Linked DNA regions of Mus musculus: all the other regions are linked to region 5. Evidence: chromatin loops called from intact Hi-C (ENCODE). Cell type or tissue: heart. All regions are shown on one strand.

The links. A loop is a pair of places that touch in the nucleus more often than their neighbours do. Peaks named below come from ENCODE experiments on the same cell type or tissue, not always from the same donor. Only the 100,000 strongest peaks of a DNase experiment are listed, where the experiment ranks them.
Region 1: it touches region 5 in a loop (2.6-fold over the local background); 9 of 42 quality-filtered maps call a loop at or near these places.
Region 2: a loop joins it to region 5, with 21 times the contacts of the local background. A loop is called at or near these places in 9 of 42 quality-filtered maps.
Region 3: it touches region 5 in a loop (2.1-fold over the local background); 3 of 42 quality-filtered maps call a loop at or near these places.
Region 4: it touches region 5 in a loop (14-fold over the local background); 36 of 42 quality-filtered maps call a loop at or near these places.
Region 6: a loop joins it to region 5, with 4 times the contacts of the local background. A loop is called at or near these places in 6 of 42 quality-filtered maps.

What each region holds. Positions count from the first base shown.
Region 1 is chr15:31,149,379-31,153,378 of GRCm38, forward strand. No RefSeq gene overlaps it. Among named protein-coding and RNA genes, the nearest start is that of Gm32070, 16 kb to the left of the region's middle. In heart, a CTCF peak has its summit at 1,645 (motif pointing left); no DNase peak of the experiment used is centred here; H3K27me3 peaks cover 421 bases.
Region 2 is chr15:30,027,310-30,031,309 of GRCm38, forward strand. No RefSeq gene overlaps it. Among named protein-coding and RNA genes, the nearest start is that of Gm23033, 140 kb to the left of the region's middle. In heart, a CTCF peak has its summit at 2,133 (motif pointing right); no DNase peak of the experiment used is centred here.
Region 3 is chr15:31,054,183-31,058,182 of GRCm38, forward strand. No RefSeq gene overlaps it. Among named protein-coding and RNA genes, the nearest start is that of 4930430F21Rik, 17 kb to the left of the region's middle. In heart, a CTCF peak has its summit at 2,128; no DNase peak of the experiment used is centred here.
Region 4 is chr15:30,925,974-30,929,973 of GRCm38, forward strand. The region is part of intron 17 of Ctnnd2 (catenin (cadherin associated protein), delta 2); the gene reads left to right. Gm52177 (a long non-coding RNA gene) reads right to left here. Exons shown (of 2, transcript XR_003951490.1): 2 at 2,959-4,000. Among named protein-coding and RNA genes, the nearest start is that of Gm52177, 4.9 kb to the right of the region's middle. In heart, a CTCF peak has its summit at 1,815 (motif pointing right); no DNase peak of the experiment used is centred here.
Region 5 is chr15:31,262,916-31,266,915 of GRCm38, forward strand. All of the region lies in intron 2 of Dap (death-associated protein), which reads left to right. It overlaps Gm41285 (a long non-coding RNA gene), which reads right to left and starts at 537. Exons shown (of 2, transcript XR_875099.2): 1 at 170-537. In heart, a CTCF peak has its summit at 2,146 (motif pointing left); a DNase peak (open chromatin) is centred at 2,166.
Region 6 is chr15:30,425,660-30,429,659 of GRCm38, forward strand. The region is part of intron 2 of Ctnnd2 (catenin (cadherin associated protein), delta 2); the gene reads left to right. Among named protein-coding and RNA genes, the nearest start is that of Gm41284, 75 kb to the right of the region's middle. In heart, a CTCF peak has its summit at 1,880; no DNase peak of the experiment used is centred here.

The DNA of each region.
Region 1 (4,000 bases), 110 kb before region 5:
GGTTCAGGGAGATGACCCATGAGGGCCCCTGCCCATGAAGGCTCCAAAACACAAATAGGGTTTGGAGAAGAGAAATCCAGAGTGTAGGAAAGGTGGATGTGTTCCTGCCCTTTGACACCGCTCCCTGTGGATTTCTACCTGCTTCTATTGGGAACAGTGTGCTAAATACCAAGTGAGATATAAAAGAGCTATTTCATCCAAATCTCCCCGTGACGGTGAGAACATAAGGCAGCAATCCCAAGGACTTCCTCTCAGCAAAGGATGCCACAAGCCAAGGAAAAAGACAGACGGTCCACTCGACGGAGATACTCTTGCTGAATAAAGCAGCAAGGGATTAATGTCTACAATAAACAAAGAATGTCTTTAAATTGTTGTTTTTTTTTTTTAAACCAGTAGGTGTTTCTGTGAATGGGAGCTATCTGACAAGTGCACATAGAGACGACACTGAACGTTCCCTGCAATGTGGAGAAAATTAGAACAACAGTGGAAACCCAGCACCAGAATACAAGCCACCACTGGATGGGTCTCCAGCTGTAGAAGAGGGTGTGAGAAGAGACACACTTGAGAGCCAGCGAAGCCATGGAGCCATCTGTAGGGCTCCATGAAGCTAGGCATACTGCCTTCAGTCTTGGCATGAATCCCCAGTGGCTGTTCACCTAGGCATCTGTCACTCCAGGCCAAGGCTCCACATGCAAGGAAATGCATAAAGACTGTGTCTGTGGTCACATAGAGAAGAGGCAATCTGCTGCCATTTGTAAATGGCTGTATACAACGACAGCTCCACTATGAGCAGGGAGGAGCAGAGAGCTGGATGCATAAATAGCACCAGAAGAGGTCCCAGACATGTAATGCTCAATGGGGCACAGAGAGGATGAGCGTGAAGAATAGTATTCAAGTAGCTACACACACACACACACACACACACACACATGCTTGTGCACACAGATGCATATGCACACACATGCACACACATGTGTATATGCACACATATGTGTGTTCATGCACATGCACACATATGCACACATATGCACACACACACACACACACACACACACACACACCTAGACATTCTATTCAGCTCTACTTTGGGTCCCTAGAAGCAGATCCTGAGAGAAGGTTCAGGTTTTAGTGACTCACTGAGGAAGGCCTGCAAGGAGAAAGAAGGAAGGAAAGGGATAGAACAGATGAAGAGACCAGCAAGGTTATGGGGGAGGGGCTGGAAAGCTTCTTGGTATTGCTGTGGGACATCAATCATACCCCCAGACTTGTTCTCTTGCCTCAAGAGGACTGGCCTTTCACATGACTAATCACACAAGTCCTGGCTGGACTTGTGACCACTCATCAAGGGTCGCTCTCAGGTCTGGAATCAGCGGCTGTAAGAGCGCTCTGAGCCAGCTCCTGGGACAAATGAGGAGGGCACTGAGAGAGGACAAAACCACAGAAAATATAACGGAGCAGATCTCAGACAGCGGGATGGCGGGAACATGCCAGAAATAAGAATGCAGTTAACCTCAGGACCCAAGCTCCTGCCTCGTAAGTTATAATAGAGAGGGGCAGTCGGAACAGACAGTGCTCAGTGCAAACTCTGGAAGCGCCTATCAAAACTAGCAGGATGCGCGCTCTGCCACCTGCTGGCAGATGGCTCGGCACAGATTCTGTGCATCTGCAAGAAGCAGGGCTCCAGGCCCAGGTTTATCTGTGAACAAAGAACTCAGAGCGCTCAGATCCCCTCTCTGTGAGGTAAAATATCTATAGCCTCAAAACAAGCGGCCAGAGAGGGGAACAGCAACAAAAGCTAAAAGAGATTCTAAACTTCCCTCCGTGTAATCCACACAGAAAGGCAGAGCCGCAATGAAAGGCTTACTGGAGGGCTTCGCCGGGTAGGGGAGCAAGGTTGGAAGCAGCAAGCGCAAGATATTCAGGAACAGAACAGCAAAGAGATCTTTCACACAAAAATAGATGGCTTCAAGTGCAGCGAGCATTCAAACACACAGGGTTTGCTCACTTTGGGTGGCACTCTTGTCACCTTTGTGGAAGAGCTGCAGGTGCCGGTGGCTTTGTCTTGCCCAAGTAAAGCCAAAACACTTTTCAAGACTGCATCTCTGTGTTATATATGTGTCTCCCCCAAAACATGTCCACACTCAGGTGGACATGTATTCCTGCATATGGTTGCATGCTAGTTCATATACACATGCATGCATGTGCACAAGACATGTGCAGTTGTACAGGTGTATACACATGAAAGTTTGCTTTCCTCTTCTCCTCTTTTCTAAATTAAACCTTGTCTCATCGGCCCAAAGGGATAATGTTGGGGACTCTTCTGTTACACAGAAACCATCACTTTGAGCTTCTGCCCAGTTCACTTCTAAGAACTGAGACCCAGACCCAGGGGCTAGACTCAGAAATCAACCTCTGACATCATACCCAATCCCCAAGACACAGGGAGGCTTCCATATAATTTCCCAGCATGGAAACTCCCATATGCAAATTAGCTTCTGCAAATCCCTCCTCACAGACTTGTCCTGTCTGGCCATGGGTCCTACCAGATTCAACCAGTGAGATCCCATCAACTCAGGCAGCTCAGGCCAGTGAGGCTCAAAGCATGGTCCCCTAATTAACAGTCACAGCCGTGGAAGCTTTGCCGGACATGCCAGCTCTCATATCCCACCCAGGACTTAGACTCTTAAGCGGGATGGGGAAAATGAGCCTCACTGGATAAGAATGGGCTATGTCCTCAGAGGACAGCTTCCCTTGAAGCTTTGGGTCCTCAGAGAGAGCCATGGTAATGGTGCCTCTTCAGAAGAAGGAGGGAGGTAGGGGGACACTGGAGTATAGGCTCTGATGAAGAACATCTAGTTCTGACTCCTCGGAGAGCTGCTGAGCATGGACTCAACCAAAATCTCATCCTACAAGAAAGAAAACGACCTCTGTCACAAGGTCAGCCAGCGGGTAATGGGCTGGGGGCTGTCCTCCCCTCCAGGGACTTTAAGACTTGGGCAGGGCAGCTACTATTCCTCAGAGAGATCTTTTTTCAATACAGCAGCAGCTTAGAGTTGTCAGCCTCCCAAATGTTCAGCACCCAGGAACACCAGTTGGGACGACAGAGCTGGGTGCCTCGTGGCTCCTGAACTGTTCCAAGCCCTCGGGACATCAGCCCAAGAACTGATGGAGAGAAGTGGATTGGGAGGTAATCTCCTCCACCTTCTCTTTTTCTGGGGCTGCTGGAAGGAAGCAGTGCAAAGCAGGTGGTTTCCAAACAATGTAAACTTCTCTTTCACAGTTCTGGGATCATGAAGGCTGAAACCAAGGCTCTGGCAGGGCCCTGCTCCCTCCAGAATCTCTTCTAGGTTCTGGGGCTCCATGCCGCTCAGGTTCTAGATAGGTACCTCCAATCCCTGGCTCTAACGCTGCTTTCCTCCTCCCAAACATCTCTGTTTATATGTGTCCTCTCCTTTTCCTCGGAGATCATCTGTTTCTGTGGTAGGTGCTCCCAAAAGGTGCTCCTTTACAGCTGCAAAGACTGTTTCAAACATGTCCCGTGGACTAGAACTTCAGCCTCTCTTTGGGGGCAGACAGTTTAGCCCAAACCAACAAGGATGACTTGAAGGGCCACACTCTTCATAGATGCAGAGACCACCATAACTCAGGGGATGCTGCAAGAAACTCCAAGTTGGTTCTCTGACCAACTTTGCTAATGAGAAATAAGAGGGCCAATTTTACGTGACTAAAAAACACAGCTTTCTGGAAAAGGTACCTGTGCTGGGATAGAACATTCCTTCCATGGTGATGCCCCTTGGTGGAGTGGGCAGAATTTGGTACCACAGTTTCAGATAGATGGACAGACAGTTGAGGCAGTGACAGACAAGCATGCCCCATGAGGAGTGAGATGAGCTAGTGGTCCCAAGGGTGGGTGAACACTGATGCTTCCAAAGCCAAATCATGCTGTGATAGCGCCCAAGTGCCCTTTCTTCTCAGGAATTCTTCTGAATTATCATTTCTG
Region 2 (4,000 bases), 1.2 Mb before region 5:
CCCTCTTCTGGCTTCCTTGGGCATCAACACACACATGGAATTTATTTACACAGACATACATAAACATAAATAGAATTGATTATCTCTCTCCATCTATCTATCACTCCTTTAGATCTCAGCTTTTATCCCAGCTTTCAGCAGCTTGCTATTTCCTTCCTGTTACATCCACTGACTTTTTCTTTGATTTTCAAGGGTAGTCTTTTAAATAAACCTTCTAGTTTTTTTTCAATTGAAATGTTGCCTGACTGTACTGTTCTTAAATAGAAGACTCTAAATGTGATGATGAAGAGATCAGCTCTAAACACAATCATGCAGCCACTGCAAAAATAAATATGAAGATGCACATGCTGCATTGTGGATTTTATTACCTGATATCATGTAATTAACTCTAGTACTGTTTCAAGTGGCCGCTGCCATTTAAATTAATTGTGACTTAGTGACAGTTTGAATGTCTGCAACATGAAAAAAATAGCATAAAATGAAGATCATTTTATATATGGTAAAGTCTCTCTTATTTGTGCCACTGTATCTGTAAATACGAAAGTGCTGGACTTTAGTTAGAGATTATGAAAAAGGCACTCTTTCATATCCATATTTCTTACAGATCACATAAATTATTTCCATGTTCTCATGTTCTCTAAACAAGACCTCTAGTATCAATGAAGCAGATACCTAACAATGTGACTGTTGTGATACATACAATGTGACTTTTGTGATACACAGAACGCATATCCACCATCATTGTGTACACCTGGAAAGACAGCGGGAGCAGGATCTACAGGGTCTCATGTCAATGATGTGTGTTTTCAGATTAAAGCATTTTAATGGAAAACCATTTTAGGTGTTGAGAGACTGGTTGTGGCACATTCTTTACTTCCCAGGCGTTCACTGGAATTTAGTGTGTCACAGTGTTTAAAGTAGGCTCGGGAAAACGGAGTAGACAGACACAATATAAAAAAACCTACCAAATTACCACAGCAGACATGATGTTTAAAGAAGTTGTAAATTATGTTAAGTGTCTCTGGAACTCTTATAATATGCTCCTGCTTAAGGTACAACTTTCTTGGACTGCCATTATGCCTAAGAATCCTTGACAGACATCATAAAGAAGATATCCTTGCTGGAGTGAACCAGTGACCATTCACTCTTAGGTGGTTTTTCTTTTAATTAAGGAGTGATTTAACAGAAATTATTTCCCATGAGTAATCTACCAGATATCATAGTACCCTGTGTACTCTTTGCCCCTCCTTAGCATATAAGTTCATTCCTTCTTGTTGTTCCAAGATTTCACAGAAAGATGTGAATCCCACCTTAGTTTACATATTTCTTAAAAAGCAATTTGCTACTTAAGTTCTATGGAGTATTTTCATAAGCGTTATAAGGGAGTATGTTATGGAACAGCTGGTTTATCTCCTAAGTTTTGTTTAGACAAATATTAAACTGTCATAAACATTTTTAAAAACTGTGGACTTCATCAGAATGTTTGTCGTGAAAACAATGAAAGAGATGTTATTCCCCAGTGGGTGTTTGGCTACCTGTGGACTTTCTGACATCTAATGTGAACCATTGTCCAGGATGTTAAAATAGTTTAAGTATACTTATTTAAACGTTCATAATTTTCTATTGTTACTCAATATGACTTCAGTTTGAATTTTGGGAGCACACTGACCTTTTTGTTTTATATTAAGAAGTAGTCTTACTTTAGTATTTATTTCTATACCCTCTGCCCTACATTGGAACAGACAGGCATAAAAGAAATGAAGTCTGTTGGTCCCCCACCTCTTAATCAAGAATCCGAGCAAATAGCATGACTCCTCCTCAGTATGACTTGGTCCTAAATACTGCAAGTAGTTAATGCATTACACCAATCACCTTTCCCATGTTTAAGTCTTAAATGATGTGAGTGAAAACCTTACATCATGCACAGGCTTCTCACTCTTAAATTAAATCAGTTTATTCAAAACATCCCACAACATAAATTAGCGTGCTAGATGTACAAACTGAACATTGTAATAGTCTGTAATAATTTATTCAGTCTCTTCATTGGTAGTTCATTGTGTGTCATCTGTTTGTGAATTATCTACCAATCTGTCTTTAAGCAAGCCACTGACAGCATAAGGATTCTCCTTGCCCAGTAGAGGGCAGTGCTGCACATGGAACCAGCATATCCCACTAGTAGGTTCTTCAAGAGTTGAACGCATGACCACATTGTCCCATGCACCTAAAATAATGAATTTTGTTTCTGGAATAAATAACTGTAAGGAAACTATGGGCAAATAGATGCATGAGCAGAGCTAGGCTAAAGGTCCATAGATTAACACTATTGGCTTCACCATCCCTGGTTACATGTGATACATGTACAGACACGTACAGACATGCACAGATACATGTGCAGAGCTAAGCTAAAGTTTTGAGGATGAGCAGTTGACCTCATCATCTCTGGTTACATGTGATACATGTACAGACATGCACAGACACATGTGCATGAACACTGTTGGCCTCAACACCACTGCTTACAAATTATGAAGGCTTTTCTTACACGTCAAATAAGACAATATTAGAGAAGTAACCAATCATTTTATTGTATTTCAGATTACTCCATCTAATTGATGTCTACTGCTGTGAGTAAATTCCTGTAATTGGATGATGTAAGTTCTGCTGTTGAAGCTTCTAAGCCCCTGGAATCTCCACGGCGATGAGATGAGTCACTCTTTTGAATCACCGATCTAAAAATCACAACTGAGTTTTACTTCGGTGTATACCTTACGCTGGGATCAATACCTCAGCATTAAAAATTCATTTTAGTAATAGTTCCTAATAAATCTCCCCTCAGAGGTATTGAAATAACACAACGGAAACTTGTCAACATATGTGGTTATGATATGTATTGATTCCTAGAGCAAAGCACATCTAATCTGTTCTCCTCCATGAGGTTTCAGTTTATTCCACTCCACCATTGTATTAAACCAGCACTTGCAGTCCGTTAGCGTGTCACTTAGCAACCTCCACACATCATCCCAGATGAATTTTCCTTCGTGCCTTTCCCTAGTACTTCTAAACTTTAAGGGCTTAAGAAAACTACTTAATTTTAAATTTGACTTTTAACTATTTTCCGAGAATTTTATATATGCATGTAATGAAACAGTGCCACATATATACCCACCCTCTTCAATTCTGTTCATATTTCCCCAACATACATCCCTCCCAGTTTTTTTTTGTTTGTTTGATTTTTTTTTTTTGTTTTTTGTTTTTTTGTTTTTTGTTTTTGATAGCCTACTAAGTCCTGCTGGTACCACCCCCTTGTGCATGGGCATCCGTTGCAGCATGGGGAATCATCAGCAGGTGTACCCTCAATAACGATGCCCCTCTGCCAGCAACCATCCACTGCCAATGACTCCTAAGGAAAGGGCGGGGCCTAGATATCCTCTAACTCATGTATGCTAGAACTTTGGCTGGCTTGATCTTGTATCACTTTGGTAACCATAGCTACTGTGAGTTCCTGATTATGACAGCCAGGTCATGACCACAGCCAGTATTTTATAGCATTCTCTCCACCTTCTGGCTATTATATTCTTCTCTGTTTTTCTTTTTTAAACATTTCTCCATTGACATTCATCTCCCTGTCCCTTCAGATTCCACCGCCACTCTTGCAACCTCCCAAGAATAAATAAATGAATACCACAAACAAACAAACAAACAAAAGCACAGAAGACATATCATCATGGAAACCGTAGTGCCATGGTGTGTAATATATATATATCCCTGTGTCTACGCATCTTCCGTTGCTAAATGTTCATTGCAATGACGTTGGCTTGGTTTCTGTGACACCAACAATACTAGCTCCTAACCAGGACTCCTCCTGGTTATGACAGGCCTGTCACATGTCTCAACATTTCAATTTCACAGATGATACAGATTTGGGGGTGGGCCAATTCAAAGCCCTGGATCTGGGTTGAGATGGTATCTGAGATGCAGGATCTTCCTTATCCACCAGGATGAG
Region 3 (4,000 bases), 210 kb before region 5:
AAGGAAGACCAAAGTGTGGATACTTCATCCCTCCTTAGAATGGGGAACAAAATACCCATGTTAGGAGTTACAGAGACAAAGTTTGGAGCAGAGACTTAAGGAATGACCATTCAGAGTCTGCCCCACCTGGGGATCCATCCCATAAACATCCACCAAACCCAGACACTATTGTGGATGCTAACAAGAGCTAGCTGACAGGAGCCTGATATAGCTGTCTCCTGAGAGGCTCTGCCAGTGCCTGACAAATACAGAAGTGGATGCTCACAGACACCCATTGGATGGAGCACAGGGTTCCCAATGAAGGAGCCAGAGAAAGTACCCAGGGTGCTGAAGAGGTTTGCAGACCCATAGGAGGAACAACAATATGAACTAACCAATATCTTCAGAGCTCCCTGGCACTAAACCACCAATCAAAGAAAAAACATGGTGGGACTCATGGCTCTAGCTGCATATGTAGCAGAGGATGGCCTAGTCAGTCATCAATGGGAGGAAAGTCCCTTGGTCCTGTGAAGGTTCTATGCTGCAGTACAGGGGAATGCCAGGTCCAGGAAGCAGGAGTGGGTGGGTTGGGGAACAGGGGGAGAGGGAAAGGGATAGGGGATTTTTGGAGGGGAAACTAAGAAAGGGAATAACATTTGAAATGTAAATAAAGAAAATATCTAATAAATAAGACACCAAAAAAAAGACATTTAGAAAGATGAACATAAAGTCTCATGGTCCTCATCTCAGAGAACATAATCCAAGAGCAGATTTCAACAGGAAGAAACTGCATGTACATCAAGGTGAAGGAAAATTCAGGAAACAGGGGGAAAAGGGAAGACTGGGCTAAGAAATGCAGAGCAGTCACTGAGACTGACAATATCCAGCACTGTTAGTATGTGGCATTATTTCTTGAATTAAAAATGTAATTAAGAGCGCCTTCTTGAAATATAGAAAATGCTTATAATCATATTAACTAAAATGGGAAAAATTAAAAAGCAACAGACCATGGTTATGGATTAGAGTTGCTTAAAAATGTGTGGGAAAGGTTTGAAAGTGCTCTTAGAATTTAAAAAAGGGCAGCCACATAAAACCTGTTAGATTAAGATTACTTTTTCCCTATTAAAAATTACTTAATGACTACTTCATCAGGTTTTGAATTTAAAGGAATAAAAAGTGTTTTTATTTCTGAAGTAATATTTGTTTCTCTCTTTCTCTCTCTCTCTCTCTCTCTCTCTCTCTCTCTCTCTCTCTCTGTGTGTGTGTGTGTGTGTGTGTGTATGTGTGTGTACATGCTTGAGCACACATGTGCATGTGCTTCCAGTGTTAGCATCTACCCCAGAGCCCTGTGTATGTCATGGCTACTGAACCAATCCCTAACTCCAGAATCCAAAGCAAATCTGACCTAGTTGTCAATGTAGAGTCACCCCTTAGCTGCTAAACACTGAGCACACAGGTACAAGTTTTAGGAGGGACCCCACTAAGAATAGGCTTCCACACAGAGGTCCTTCTAAAAGGTAAGCACAAACTCTCTTTTTTACTTTCCCAAACTGGAACAACCACAGGGATAAAGGAGATGAAGCTCTGTCTCTGTCTCACAAAGAAAGAAAGAAAGAAAGAAAGAAAGAAAGAAAGAAAGAAAGAAAGAAAGAAAGAAAGAAAGAGGAAAAGGAAAAGGAAAAGGAAAAGGAAAAGGAAAAGGAAAAGGAAAAGGAAAAGGAAAGGAAAGGAAAGGAAAGGAGGAGGAGGAGGAGGGAGGGAGGGAGGGAGAGAGAGAGAGAGAGAGAGAGAGAGAGAGAGAGAAGCATTGTAGAATGAAGCCATTTCATCAGTGTTTGAACGTTGACACACAAAAATGGTTTTAAAGAAATGTCTGGTGGGAAACAACAAGAAAGGGGCTCCCAAATCTTTTTAAGTGTTCCCCGGAAAAAAAAAGAGGAATTATAACACATTACACATGCTTAGATGAGGATCAGGCACATCTAGAGTCAAGATAAGCTGCACCAAGCAGGTTCTAGCTCTCAAAAGTTCCTTCAGTGTCTTTTAGATACCACAGGCAGGCAGCTCATTAACTAATGAATATGAAACCAGACGACTATAATGCTTGCTGGTACCCCAGATGTAATGAGGCTCAAGGGGGAGCTATTGCTCTGGCCCCCACTTGCCTTCACTCCATGCCTGCTTGTGAATGCAACAGCTGTGTTTGGCCACTGCTGCTACTCCCATCATCCTTTGCTGACATCAAAACCCATCTCCTGAGCCTTCCAACGTGAACCAACAACCAGTGGCTCTCCAGAAATCCCCAGGCCTTCAGAACCATGCTGGGACTTCAGAAGCACCCAGTTTTGAGGACTGAGAAGCTCCCGGGTTCTCAGTCTCTCTCCACTGTGAGGACAGCCATTGCTGAACTACTACCATAAGCCTATATCATATAAGCCAACCTATTCATTCTATTGGTTTCTCCCTCTAGAAATCTCTGATCCTTATACTAGGCAAACACACTATTGGTTGAGCTACATCGCCAGCCCTTAATCTAGATTTCTTATTGTCTTAGTCAGGGATTCTATTCCTGCACAAACATCATGACCAAGAAGCAAGTTGGGGAGGAAAGGGTTTATTCAGCTTACACTTCCACACTGCTGTTCATCACCAAAGGAAGTCAGGACTGGAACTCAAGCAGGTCAGGAAGCAGGAGCTGATGCAGAGGCCATGGAGGGATGTACTGGCTTGCTTCCCCTGGCTTGCTCAGCCTGCTCTATTATAGAACCAAGACTACCAGCCCAGAGATGGCCCCACCCACAAGGGGCCTTTCCCCCTTGATCACTAATTGAGAAAATGCCCCACAGCTGGAGGCATTTCCTCAACTGAAGCTCCTTCTCTGTGATAACTCCAACTGTGTCAAGTTGACACAAAACTAGCCAGTACACTTACTAAATAGTGAAAAAGACAAAGAAAGACGAAAGGTGGGGTATTCAGTGGGACACTAGAAGTGGTCAGTGGTTCCCCGGACCACCAAGACTCAGTATCAGGAAAACTCATCAGTGAAAGCAGTCCACTGATTCAGACAGAACTTGGAAATGAGCCTCGGATGTGACACAGGAAGCACAACTCTCTAAAATCCAAAGGCAAATAAATTGTCCTTACTCTGTTTCAGGTTGGGATAACAAGACATCCGAATCCACCAAGTTTATAAAGAATATCTTGTTAGGTTCATCAATCCAGAAACAGGGAAATAAAGAACATTTGCCAATCTTCTGAAAACGTCTTTTTGCAATGAAGTCACACCCCCTAACACTCCATTGGCTTAGGATCACATGATAGCCTCACTTTCAAGGACTTCCCAGTAACTCAGGCACCTCCGGAATGTCCCTTGTCCAAACAGCCTGACATAAGTTTGGAGGCTAGTACCCCTATATATGAATTTCAGCAGACACACTGAAACTGTGCCATATGCCTCACACCACCCCCACTGCCCTTTATTGGATTTTAGAGGATGCTTCTCCTATAAGGAGATGTACACCTCTGGTTTTAAGAGTAATGTCTCGATGTGTCAGAGAGATACCAAGCCTATGGTGGTTTGAATAGATGCAGCCCCATAGACATATGTGATTGCATGTTTGGCCATAGCGAGTGGCAAAATTAGGAGACCTGGCTTTGTTGGACTAGGTGTGGCCTTGTTGAAGGAATTATGTCATTGTGGCAATAAGCTTTGAGTCCCCTATGCTCAAGCTCTGCTCAGTGTGGCACAGTCACCTTCTGCTGCCTTTGGATCAAGATGTAGTACTCTCAGCTATTCCTGCAGCACCATGTCTACCTGGATGCTGCCATGCTTCCTTCCATGATGATGATAATGGACTAAACCTCTGAAACCGTAAGCCAGACTCAAGGAAATGTTTTCCTTTATAAGAGTTGTTGTGGTCCTGGTGTCTTTTCATAGCAGTGAAACTCTAAGACAGAGCCCATGCCCACTTCCCCCTCTGAATCTCTTCACAATGTAGATTTCAGCAGCATCCTTGCAATT
Region 4 (4,000 bases), 340 kb before region 5:
TTATGGTTCCATTTCGAAGCTTATTTCAGCACTGGACAGTTCCCAGAACTGCACAGTTCCCAATGGAGCCCATAGTCCTCACCCTTCACTACTCAACAGAACAGAGTCCCTAAGGCACATGTGGGCTTGCACCTCCTGACCTCTCATGTTACTTGAAGCCCGGCTTGGGTATCCCTTCCTGATGAAAGCTACTTCCCTGACTCAGAACTTTTCACATGTGCTCTAAAGCAGGGATTAATCGGTTAGGGATAGAGTTATGTTTAATTATTCATTGTTTTGAAGCTTAAATTTTATTTCCGGAATTTTATACATGATTATTTTCTTTGTAATACCTACCCTTTCCTCTACCACTCCAGCTCCTCCCATGTCCTTTCCCTACTCCCTCCCAAATTATTGGCCATAAACTCCTTAATTATTATTATTGTTGTGCGTACACATACCCGCTGAGTCCAGTTAATGTTAATAATAATTAAATCCTTTAATTATTATTATTGCAAATAAATTCTTTAATTATTTTCATATTTTATGTTTAATAAATTTTTGTGTTTAATAATTATAATTACTATGGCTGTACATGCATACACCTGCTGAGTCCAGTTAATGTTGCTAGTGTTTGTATGTGCATAAAGCTGACCGCTTGGGATTGGATAATCTGTCAGGGTGCACCCCTGAGTTGTATTTATTTTGATATTCCATGATGCCTGGAGCTTTTCTGTGCCTGTAATAGGCGCTCAGAGTACATTTGCTGAGTATATTCATCCATCAGTGATGGATGGATGAATAGTACGTTACTTATTATGAAGAGTAGATCTAGAGGGGCATTACAGGATCCCAAGTGAGGAGACGGATGAGTGGAGGGAATTGTGTGGTCCAGCCTTTACCTACAAAGTCCAGGAACTTGAGGAGATGCTGCAGGTATCCTGTCAAATCCATGATTGTAAGCAGACTCATTTAGATGAGATTTGGGATTTGGTGGGAAACAACACTTTCCACATATGACTGAGTCGCCCATTGCCGATGATGTCTGTGCTGGCAGGGCACCTGCATCCCCAAAGCATGGTGACAGAGTATCTCACTTGGCTCCCCTGAGTGATGATGGTTCCAGGCCACATCTCTGGCAGGCAAGCCAGGTCTAGAATGCCGTCAGCATCTTTCTAATTCCCTGGCACATCTCCCTGAACTGAAGGGGAGAGTGTGTCCATCACTTCATGAGCCAGGACCCCTTTGCTCTCTGACATTACCACCCCCTGGTGTTGCCACGAGAACACAACCTTTCTATATTGGTTGTTCTTCGCTTTGGCTAAACTTTTTTCTTTGTCACCCAATGGGGCTTCTCTCTGGGCACAGGCCTCCCTGCCTGTCCTAACAGCAAAGGAGGCACCGCTGGCTGTTTTTGAAACCAGCAAGGAGCTGTTTCCTACCATGTGTCCCTAAAAATGAACAAAAGTGGAGCACAAGCCCTCCCTGGGTAGCAGGCAAATGCAGCTCGTACTCCACACAATAATGAGATCTAGGCTGCAAACCCACTGCGCGTCTTTCAGTTTTGAGTCTCTCTCTTCTTTCATCAGTGGGAATGGAAGACTACTCTGTCCTAACTTTCTTCCTTTGTCCCAATTTATTTTAAATATTTAGGTTTAAAAATATTTTTGGCCATTCTAAAAACTTAATAGAGTATGCTGGCGATCTTTAAAGAATGACAGAAAATGTTCCGTATTTAACCAAAATGAATGAGGAGATGACAGAAGTAGTCCATAGGATTACAAGTTCGTCTCTCCGTACACCAGATCTTTATGCAATGAGACGGTGTACTTTCTCTGGAGGCCTGCAGGAGGAGCTGCTGTGCAGAAGACAAACGGTGGGGAATCACCATTGAGCTACTGCTGATCCGAGGGGAAACATGGCTTGTAAATGTTATCCATCCCATGAGTGAATTTTTGACCAGTATCTGCACTTAAAGAATTCAAAACCTAGCAATACTTACTTTCAGCTAAACTTTGACATATGTTCTTACCTAAACCTGAAGTCACAAATGTATGTTTTTGAGGACTAAACAGATACCAGCACCTTTGTCGTGGCCTCCGTAACAGTGATTCCTTTGAAATCATTGTGAAAACTCTATGTGAATTTGGAAGCTTAGAATTAAGAAACACCCTGGTCACCATGCAATTCCTGTTTGGAATATGGTGTTGTGCTGTGTCTCCTGGCAGAACTAAAAAGCAGAGAGCTCTACAAGGTTCTGTCCACTAATTCAGACAGATATATGCATGTATGCCTGCATGCATTGGTTATTCCCCAACCTGTGGCAGTTGATCAGATGTAGCAAAGGCTTCTGGGCCACATTAACTCCATTCTGGGAAGCAGGCCTCACAAGCAATATTCGTCACATCACACAAGAAGCACGTTCTTCATCTGTTCCCTTGACCCTGACTAATCTCTTGAGTCCAGGGAACGTCTCCAGCCTCTGGGAAACTCCAGACACTGCGGGAGGCAATGTACCCTTTTAACCCTGGGAAAGTATAAACTTCGCTTTATTAAGTAGATCTGAGGACATTTTAGAAACCTACCTTCTCTGCATCCCAAAACATGCTCTTCAGCCTAGGGCAGATGTTGTTTTAATTAAAACACGTGTAATTTCAATTAGTATTTTAAGAAGAAATCTGATTTTTCCAGACAGGGTGATTTATGAGAACATTCTCTGCTGCCTCACATTAGTAATTTGGTTTCAAAAGCCAGATCCTAGCAAAAGGAGAGCTCTGCGCTTCAGCCAAACATTTACATCTTCAGATTTTGTACCCTAACCCCCAGGACCCAGTCTCCCAAAGGCTGCTTCTCTTTCCTGTGAAACCATGACTTCTCTGTTAATGAAGTTTGGACTCTCATTGGAGAATGTTGGTGACTGGGTCTGGAAGATAAGAATGCCTTGGCAGGGTAGTTATAAATAAATCAAAGAGTCAAAAATTATTTTATTAGGTGGGAATTTAATGGCTCATCCCTTGGAAATGTTTCACATAGGTAAAAAGCAAAAATGAGAATTTTTATAGTTGCTTCCAATTCAGCTTAAAGGCTTCAGAGAAGAGGAGAGAGAGAGAAAGGGGGCAGGGTTTTGTGTTGACTAGGCACGCGTTTAATGGCTAGCCAAACAATTTGAACAAAATGCTTAGCGAAGAGGCTGTGTGGGAAATGAAACGTGAACTGTCCCCTGTCCCCATCCTGGCTGCCACCTACACGCAGTCTGGATCATGTGGGGAGCACATTTTCCTCTCTTGTTTTTTTCTTAAAAGATTTATTTATTTTTTTATATGTAAGTATGCTGTAGCTGTCTTCAGATACTCCAAAAGAGGGCATCAGATCTTGTTACAGATGGTTGAGAGCCACCATATGGTTGCTGGGATTTGAACTCGGGACCATCAGAATAGTCAGTGCTTTTAACCACTGAGCTAAGTTTTCCTCTCCAATGCCAGAAATAATGTTGTACAAAGACTTTAAAATTTTTAAGATGAGTATTCTTTTGGCCACCAGAGCTTCTGTTTCTTATTTCCCCTGCTTGATCTTGAGGAATGACCAAGCAGGTGAGTACATTTATCATTAACCAGTCAAAAGGAGTAAAATGTTGCCAAGTAGCTGCCTAAGTCATAGTTTAAGAAGGACCTGCTTTCCAGAGAAATGGTCCTGGGCCAGATGACTGACCTGCTGCTAAACTGAACTCTTGGAGGAGACAATGATGTGTCTCCATCTAAACTCTACTGAGAGATAGACTCCACTCTTTACTATAGCAATATGAAATAGCTTCTACATAGCTTCTACGATTCTGATCCTAAGTCCAGTGTGTCAAGAAGAAACAGATCATTATTTTCATGCTGCCATAAAGGAGCCAGTGGGACAATTAGTAACAGGCACGGTAAGGCAGCAGCTAGGGCAGCTCCCAGGAGCCCATCTGAAGCTCTCCTGAAAACTCTTGCACAGACTTCTGGTGTACAGAAGGGTTTTCATCTCTCACACC
Region 5 (4,000 bases):
GTTCCGACCCAGTGCTAGGAGGCTCTCCAGACCTCACTGCAGACAGGTCCAACTCCCGACTCAGCGAGTACAGGGGCTGCCTCCCGCCAACCAAAACCCTTCACCACAGGGCTCTGGGGCTCAAAAGGAGGGCCCCTGCCCTACGGCTTATTTTTAAACGTGTTCCTACCTTTGGTGTTGGTCCACAATCTTCCTAAAAGTTGTCTTCCCTGGAACACCAACAGAGGAAGGCATCTTGTCCTGTTAGGAGTAGTGCGGGTAACAGGCAGATGGGCCTTCCCATTCAGAGCTCAGAGGAGCCTTTCTCCTCCTGATTCCTGCCAGTCCTTGGGTACCAGTGATGCTTAGGGTGAAGAGTGAGGACCCGTGGACATCCTGACACTCCTCAGATGAGCGCAGAGAAGCCCAGAAATTCTCTAGTCAAGAAAAAAATGAAGGAGGAAGATGGAAAAGGAAGGAACGAGGGACAAACTCCTCTTTTTACAGATTGACTTTTCTTATGCGTGTGGGTGTGTGCACACAAATGCAGTCCCACCCCACTCCCCACCCCACCCCCACCCCCACCCAGAGACCAGAGGCATTGAGTCCTCTGAATCTGGGACTACGGATGGCTGTGAGCCACCCAGTGTAGGTGCTGAGAACCAAACTTTTCATTCTCTTAACCATTGAGCCATCCCTCCAGCCCCCAGGAGAAATTCTTGCGTCACAGTTCAGGAAACAAAATTAATTCCATTGTTGCCACCACATGTGAGGTTGTGAACAGGCGTGTGCTACATATGGCCATAGGTTTGTTCATTTAAAAGACTTGCAGCTATTGCACGAGATGGATCTCGTTCCCGTTATACAGACGGATAATAAGGCCAAGAGGTTCCCCATCTGAACCCAGAACCTCTGTCTTCATAACCCATGCCCCCTGGTGCCCAGTCACACACTGCGTTCTGTGCTTCTGAGTGGTTAAAGACTGTAGGAAAAGCAGCGCTGGGCTCACATGCCCAGGGGTCTCTCCTCTGTGGTGAAGGTAGTGTGACTCTTGGCCACCAAGATCACTACTGCATACAGAGTCTGTGAGTGTCTTGTTAGGGTTTTACTGCTGTGAACAGACACCATGACCAAGGCAACTCTTATAAGGACAACATTTAATTGGGGCTGGCTTACAGGTTCAGAGGTTCAGTCCGTTATCATCAAGGCAGAGACATGGCAGCATCCAGGCAGGCATGGTGCAGGAGGAGCTGAGAGTTCTACATCTTCATCTGAAGGCTGCTAGCAGAAAACTGGCTTCCAGGCAGCTAGGATGAGGGTCTTAAAGACCACACCCACAGTGACACACCTACTCCAACAGGGCCACATCATCTTCTAATAGTGCCACCCCCTAGGCTGAGCCTATACAAACCACTACAGTGAGGACAGATTAGTCATGGGCTAGCATTGATGTTCGTCTTCTATGAAAGGAAGGAGGAGGAAGAGAAGGGGTGCAGGTTTCTGACTGTAAAGAGCTTACTTAGCCCAAGAGCAACTTTCTGGAACTGTCCACAGGCAAGGTGAAGGCCACACCCCTCCTGAAGCAGCTGGTAGCGTCCTGAGTATGGTAAGGCACCAACTAGAAGCCAGGGGAGCCCCATACAAAGCCCTGGGAGGTTTAGCTTCCCTGTGTAGAGCAATTAGACTAGGCTAGACCCTCGAGATCCAGTGAGCCAAGCAACTAAAGAAGAGCACATTAGAGCAACAAGCGGGAGTTGCAGTATCACATGTGACCCTTGTCCTGGCCACCTCTGAACCCTTGGGAAAACAAGCTGGCCCTGAATCTGGGAGTCCTACAGGAGGGAACGGGCACTTAGGACGAATTCCAATGACAAAACTCCTCACTGCAAGCCCCTGCAGTTAGACCAGACTGAACATGAGCCACGTGTATGTGCTAGCCTAGCACCTGCTCGTGAAAAGCACGGAAAATGCATGTGCCTAAGGCAGAGAGGGCTTGGGTCCTTCTATCAGGATAGTCACACTGAAAGTACCCAGGTGGAGTTCTCACCAGACAGGCTTTGACGCCTCAGAAGCCACCCACTGGCCACAGAGAACACTGGGTTTCCAGATGCTGTGCCTGGCCACAGCCTTCACCAGTTCTGAGAGGACCAGCAGCACCATCTGGTGGGGACATCAGGCAGGCAGCAGGCAGGGAAGCCGCCTTAGCAGGCAGATGTGAAGACTGCCTTCACAAAGCCCTGTCTGGGTGCAGCGGAGTGAGGCAGCAGCCACCTCTCACCAGCCATGCTAATGACTGTTCAGGCGCCTGTGAAATTAATAACCCCAATAATAGAAGACCAGGCCAGGAAGCTATGAAAAGGATGGAGAGAGGCAGGGAAGGACTCGTCTTCCATCTGTTTGCTTCGAGATGCTTCAGGAAACACCCCGGGGGGAACTCTGGGAGCACACGAGGCCACAGGTTCAAAACTAAGCTGAACTAAAGTTCAGGGACCTGCTTCCAAGTTGTCCTAACTCTGTGTCCATGCAGAGGGCATCCAAGAAGAGCGGACCCCTCCCAGGTCACCTGCTCGCCTCTTTCTGTCTGTCCTAACAAAGCTGCTTCTTCCCACCACTGAGCCCTGACCTCAGCGTGGAGTCCTCGGATCAGTCACAGATGTGCATACTTACAGAGCTCAACTGTGACATCCTGGATTAGCACTGTCCCGCCCCAACACAAGTGCACACATACGCACACACACACACAGTCCCCAGCATACAGTACAGCTGTGCCCCCCCCCCAGGCCCTTAGCATCATACTAACCCCTGCCTGGGGCCACAGAGCCCTCCCTGCACTTGGGCCCCTCACAGGTAAGAGCTGTTCCCATCAGCTTTGCCTGCCATGTGGGAAGGCGCAGTCGATTTCATCTGAGGTGAGGACATGATTTGGCAGTCCCGTCTGAAGGACCACGATGTCCTCCCCAGTCGGTGTGATCCCCACCAGTCAGGAAGCAGTAAGGCATGCACTAGCAGTGCTCACTGGTGGGACCGACTGTGCCGACTTCTCGTCATTTGCCTGGATGCTCACGGCCAGCCTCCTGGTGTTGGGGCAGCCTGGCACTCCTTCTAAATGTGCTTCCGGTAAAGGAGGTCTCGGCTGCAGGCTTGCTCTCAGGGAAAACACCTGCTCACTCAGCTGCTAAGCCTCTTCCTAGAAATTGACATCAAGACTCTGATCCTCTGCCCGAGTCACCAGGCAACTTCAAATTCTAGGGGGAAGTCCTGTTCCGAATGCCCGTGTACCTCCATACCGGGATGGCTCCTCCCAGCTTGTCCTGGAGCCTTTTCTGGGCGTCACTCCATGCAGCTGGCCTGTCCCATCCCAGCAACAGTCCCTCGGGCTCTGTCTCCTGCTTGGGTGGCAGAGCTGGTAGCCCATCGCTGACAACCCCCTACGTTCCCCGGAGCCAGGCTGGTACCCCCTGCACCCAGAGAGGCCAGAGCTAGGGCCCAACTACGTCTTTCCACTGCCCTTGGGCACCATGTCACTTTCATTTGCATCTTGACTTCAGTGAGCTAAGACCTGAAGTAGCAACTGTTAGACCAGGTCAGACAGACAGACAGACAAGTAGAGCGAGGCCTGGAGAGCTCCCCTTCAAGTGCAGTCTGTGGGTCTGTGATGACATCTGTTTTGATTTAAGACCTGAATCTGTCACCTGGGGAAAATCTGCACTGCCCAAAGAGCATCACCGGGCTCCGTGTACCTTACTCCATAGGGCAGGAAGTTAGGACAGTCACTATCAGAATCCTGTCTGACCCTCTCGGTGGAGAGAGCTTGTCACTTTAGCTTCTCAGAGAGATTATTACTAACAAGGAAGCTTATGAAGTCTTAAAACCATGCAAAAATTACATCAAGTCAACAGTAGATTTTAATATTCATGACATGTTGGGATAGTTGCATTTTGTGTATAATTGAGTAAAATATTGAAACTTATTTCACAAATTGCTAACCTAGGATTCAGGGGAGTTAGGAGTATGTGATATA
Region 6 (4,000 bases), 840 kb before region 5:
GTGTGTGCAGCATATGGTATGGTTATAATGTGTAAAGTGTTGTGTGTGTGTGGAGTGTAGTTGAGTATGGTATGTGGTGTGTGTGTGTGTGTGTAAGTGGTATTTTTTTGGCGTGTAGTGTGAGTATACTGTGTTTCTGGTGTATATCTTTGTGTTATGTGCTGTAGGTATACAAATGGTGTTGTGTTATCAGTGTGTGTGCATTATAAGGTTTGTTATATACAGTGTGCAATTAGTACATGGTGTGTATGGTATGTGTTAGGGATATTGTGTGTATGTGTGACATGTGTTATAGGTATACTGTTGTATATGATGTGAGGATACTGTGTATGTGCTGTGTGTGTACGCTGTGTGTGTACTCTGTGTGTGGTGTGTATATGACATGTGTGCAGAGAATCTTGTGAAGAGGCATCCTTGAACTGCTCAGCCGAGATGACAGTGAGGTATGAAGGAGACAGTGACCAAGTCCTCTACTTTGAGTCTAAATCTCACACTAACATGCATGAAGCTGTTTTTGGTATTGTCAGTGTCTTGCACACATATTTGCAAAGCCTTCACTGAAGTGATTCTTGGTGCTTATCCTCAACCCTGTGTCATAGCACAGCGATACACTTGTGTGTACAGCTTCCCAGCAGAGGGGCTTATCTACCTCCAGGCAGGCAGTGTGAGGAACCGTGGTCCCATGATTGCTGGAGTATACGTCACTCTACTACTCTTAGGATAACTTGAAGTAGGCACCATCAGTTGAGTGTGGCCAGCTTTAAATGGAAGAATAAAAGTCATGGATTGAAGAGAGCACACATGATAAAGGATGTAGAGATTATGTATAGATATGTGTAAATCAAAGAAAAAACCCTTAACAGACTGACTGATGAGCAGTAGACATTGTTTTACAGTTTGTTAGTACAACTGAGTTTCTTAATTCATATGTAGGTACCACACATGCATGTGTGTGCTCACACATCCATACATTCATGTGCACATACATGTATCTATACACACATGCGTATATGCATCCATTTGCACACACACACACACACACACCACATCTATCCATAAACTTAGGTACATACATACAGAAACACAAAATACATGCCACATCTATCCATACACACATAGGCACACACACACACACATACACACACACACACACACACACACACACACAAACCACACATATACCACATTCATCTATAAACAAATAGACACATACGCACACATGCATACACCTATACATGCATATACACAACATTCACTAGAGACATACTTACACATATATACATACTACCAGTCAGAGAAAAGAGAGCTAAATCCCTGGTAAAGCAGTTTGGGGATTTGTTCATCCTCCTCTTTCTAAGAAATTTACACTGTCCGTTAAAGTATAAATGGCTTTAATGTTCAGGTAATAAAGTCAATCTTGTTCTACTTCAGCTGTGATAAAATTTAGTTTATGGTAAATTTCAGTATGCTCAATTTCTCACCCACTTGTGGAAATACTCTCCTACAAGGTGTTTTGGGAAATGGCTTGTATCTCTCAGCCTGTCCATGTTAAGCAAGAACCAAGGCTATGAGCCATTTTGTTGTATTCATATTGTATTACCACTTGTATTTGGCACTATGATGAACCCATAAAAAAATAACAGCTTGGAGAATGATTGTCATCACACAAAATTATTGTTGTCAAATTCCTGCATCTACACTTGAATTGTAAGCAAACACTAATAAACCTACACAGGTCAACTGACAGAAAACATATGGGTAAGGGGTAGGGGGTTCAAGTATGAAGTCCCTTGTAAGTATTTGGTCTTACCTGCACACACATCCATACATCCATGGGCTGTATGGACTGTGTACATGGGAGAATGGAATGGTACCAGGACCCAGCTATAGAGGGCGCTAGAGGAATTTACTTCCAGGGGTGGTTAATGAACACAGCATCCTTGTAAGTGAATGCAGAGTCATAGCTGACGTGTGCTCTTGGATGTGCCAGTGCTACTTTTGTAAAGTAAACCCATCAACAGATCTATTACTGTAAAGAACAATGTACTTACTCTGTGAGACACAAAAATTTTATCTCATAGGCAGAGTCAAAAGTATGAAAATGACACATATTGAGTATTTACTTTAATCTTTCTATATTCTGACAGACACATAAGTTGAGAACAAATGCATATTCACCATCTTTACTCATTCCGATCATTTAGTATACACACACACACACACACACACACACACACACACACACACACTTCTTATAACAACCTTATAAAACAGACACCACTCTGTCCACTGTAGAGATGAATGAAGTAAGGAACAAAGTGGTGATGCAACGGCCACATTCACACGGATGCTCTCTGTCTCAGCTTCCATGTCTCATACTGCTGCATGCAAATGACAGCACATGGATTCAGAAGCCCACATGTTACAATCTGTGCACTGTCCAGAGCGTTCCATCCTGTGACCTGTGTCCTACTTTGCTCATCTTCCTATAATCACCTAACTCATTTCCTAGCTTCTGCTGTTTGTCTCAGTTCATTTCTGTTGCTGTGGTCAAGTATCCCCAAAACAGCAATTTAAGGAGGAAGGGGTTTACCTTGGCTTACAGTTTCATGGGTATACAGTCCATCCTGGTAGGGAAGACTTAGCAGCAAGCAGACAAAGTGTGGTGGCAGAAACATACATTTGATTAGTCACATTGAATCTGTACCCAGGAAGATAGTAGTGGGAGCAGGCTATAAAGAAAACTACATCTCCCAGGATCCACATTCCCTAGTGAGACTGCTGTTCCACACACTGCTTGTGTAAATAACCTTTAAATCTGAGCATGGTGGCTTATGCCTTAAGTCACAACATTTGGGAGGCAGATGCAGGAGTATTTCTGAGTCTCAGCCCAGTCTGTTCCACAGAGTAAATTCCAAAACAGCCAGAGCTATACAGAGAAATCCTTCCTCAAAAACTGCAATAAATGAAATAAAATAAAATGCCTTTACGTATATGAAGGTTCACACTTTCTAAGTTTTTATATGTTGCATATGTATCCAAGAGTTAAAGTTCATCTGAATAAGTAAACACCAAATTATTTTCCAAAGTCGTTTCTTCAGTTATATCTAAATAGAAATGGTTCTGTTGGGTCTTGTTTCCTACATCACTGGACCATCGCCATCTTGGTCGACTGAAATGGAAGTGAATCATTAGGCTGGAAGAAAAAAAGGCATACAGTGTTCTTCTTTCTTCACCCTCATAACAAAGCAGACATCAGGAACATACTAAACAGTTTTGAGCATCAGTATGTACCTTTCAAAATTAAGAATAGTTCATTTAACTCACTAAATATAGTATCTACATAATAGGTAAACTTAGTAGGCATATCCTGTAGCCGAGAAGGCTGAGGCAGGAAAGGGTGGTTCAAGGACAGCATGCACTACATAGCAAGAGCCTCTTTAAACAGTGAGAGGCATATAGCCAATCAGATGTATAATGATTCTCTCAAGAATCAAGACCTCTGTAAATAATTAAAATAATTAAACTGTTTTTACAAACAAAAATGCATTTTTAGAAATTACCTAAACTTTTTTTATTGAAAATAAGTATGAATTTTCAACTGCTATATATTTTTAACTACCAATATGTTTAAAATATGTTTCCCATGAGTCACTTTATATACAGCAATGTTCAAGACTGAAAGGAGTTAGTCTATCTGATAAAGTGTGAATAAATATTTTTGTTGAGAGGCAAGGGAATGGAGAAAGTTGTCAGACTCTGGTGTCTTTATAGGAAGTTAGACAACTGTACTATTGTGACATCAAAATTTTATCCTAGGCTATGGAGAGTAGTAGGGAAGAAGCTGGAGCTGAGGAACCAGTGGCAGCAACATCTAATTCCACGAACTCCCCGATTTGAAAGTATGCAAGGTTATAGTCACATGATTCGGTGTAGTATTTCTTCCGCATGCCTCCATTCCTCCCCTTTGAAATAATAATGTAAATTCTGTGTATTGTAG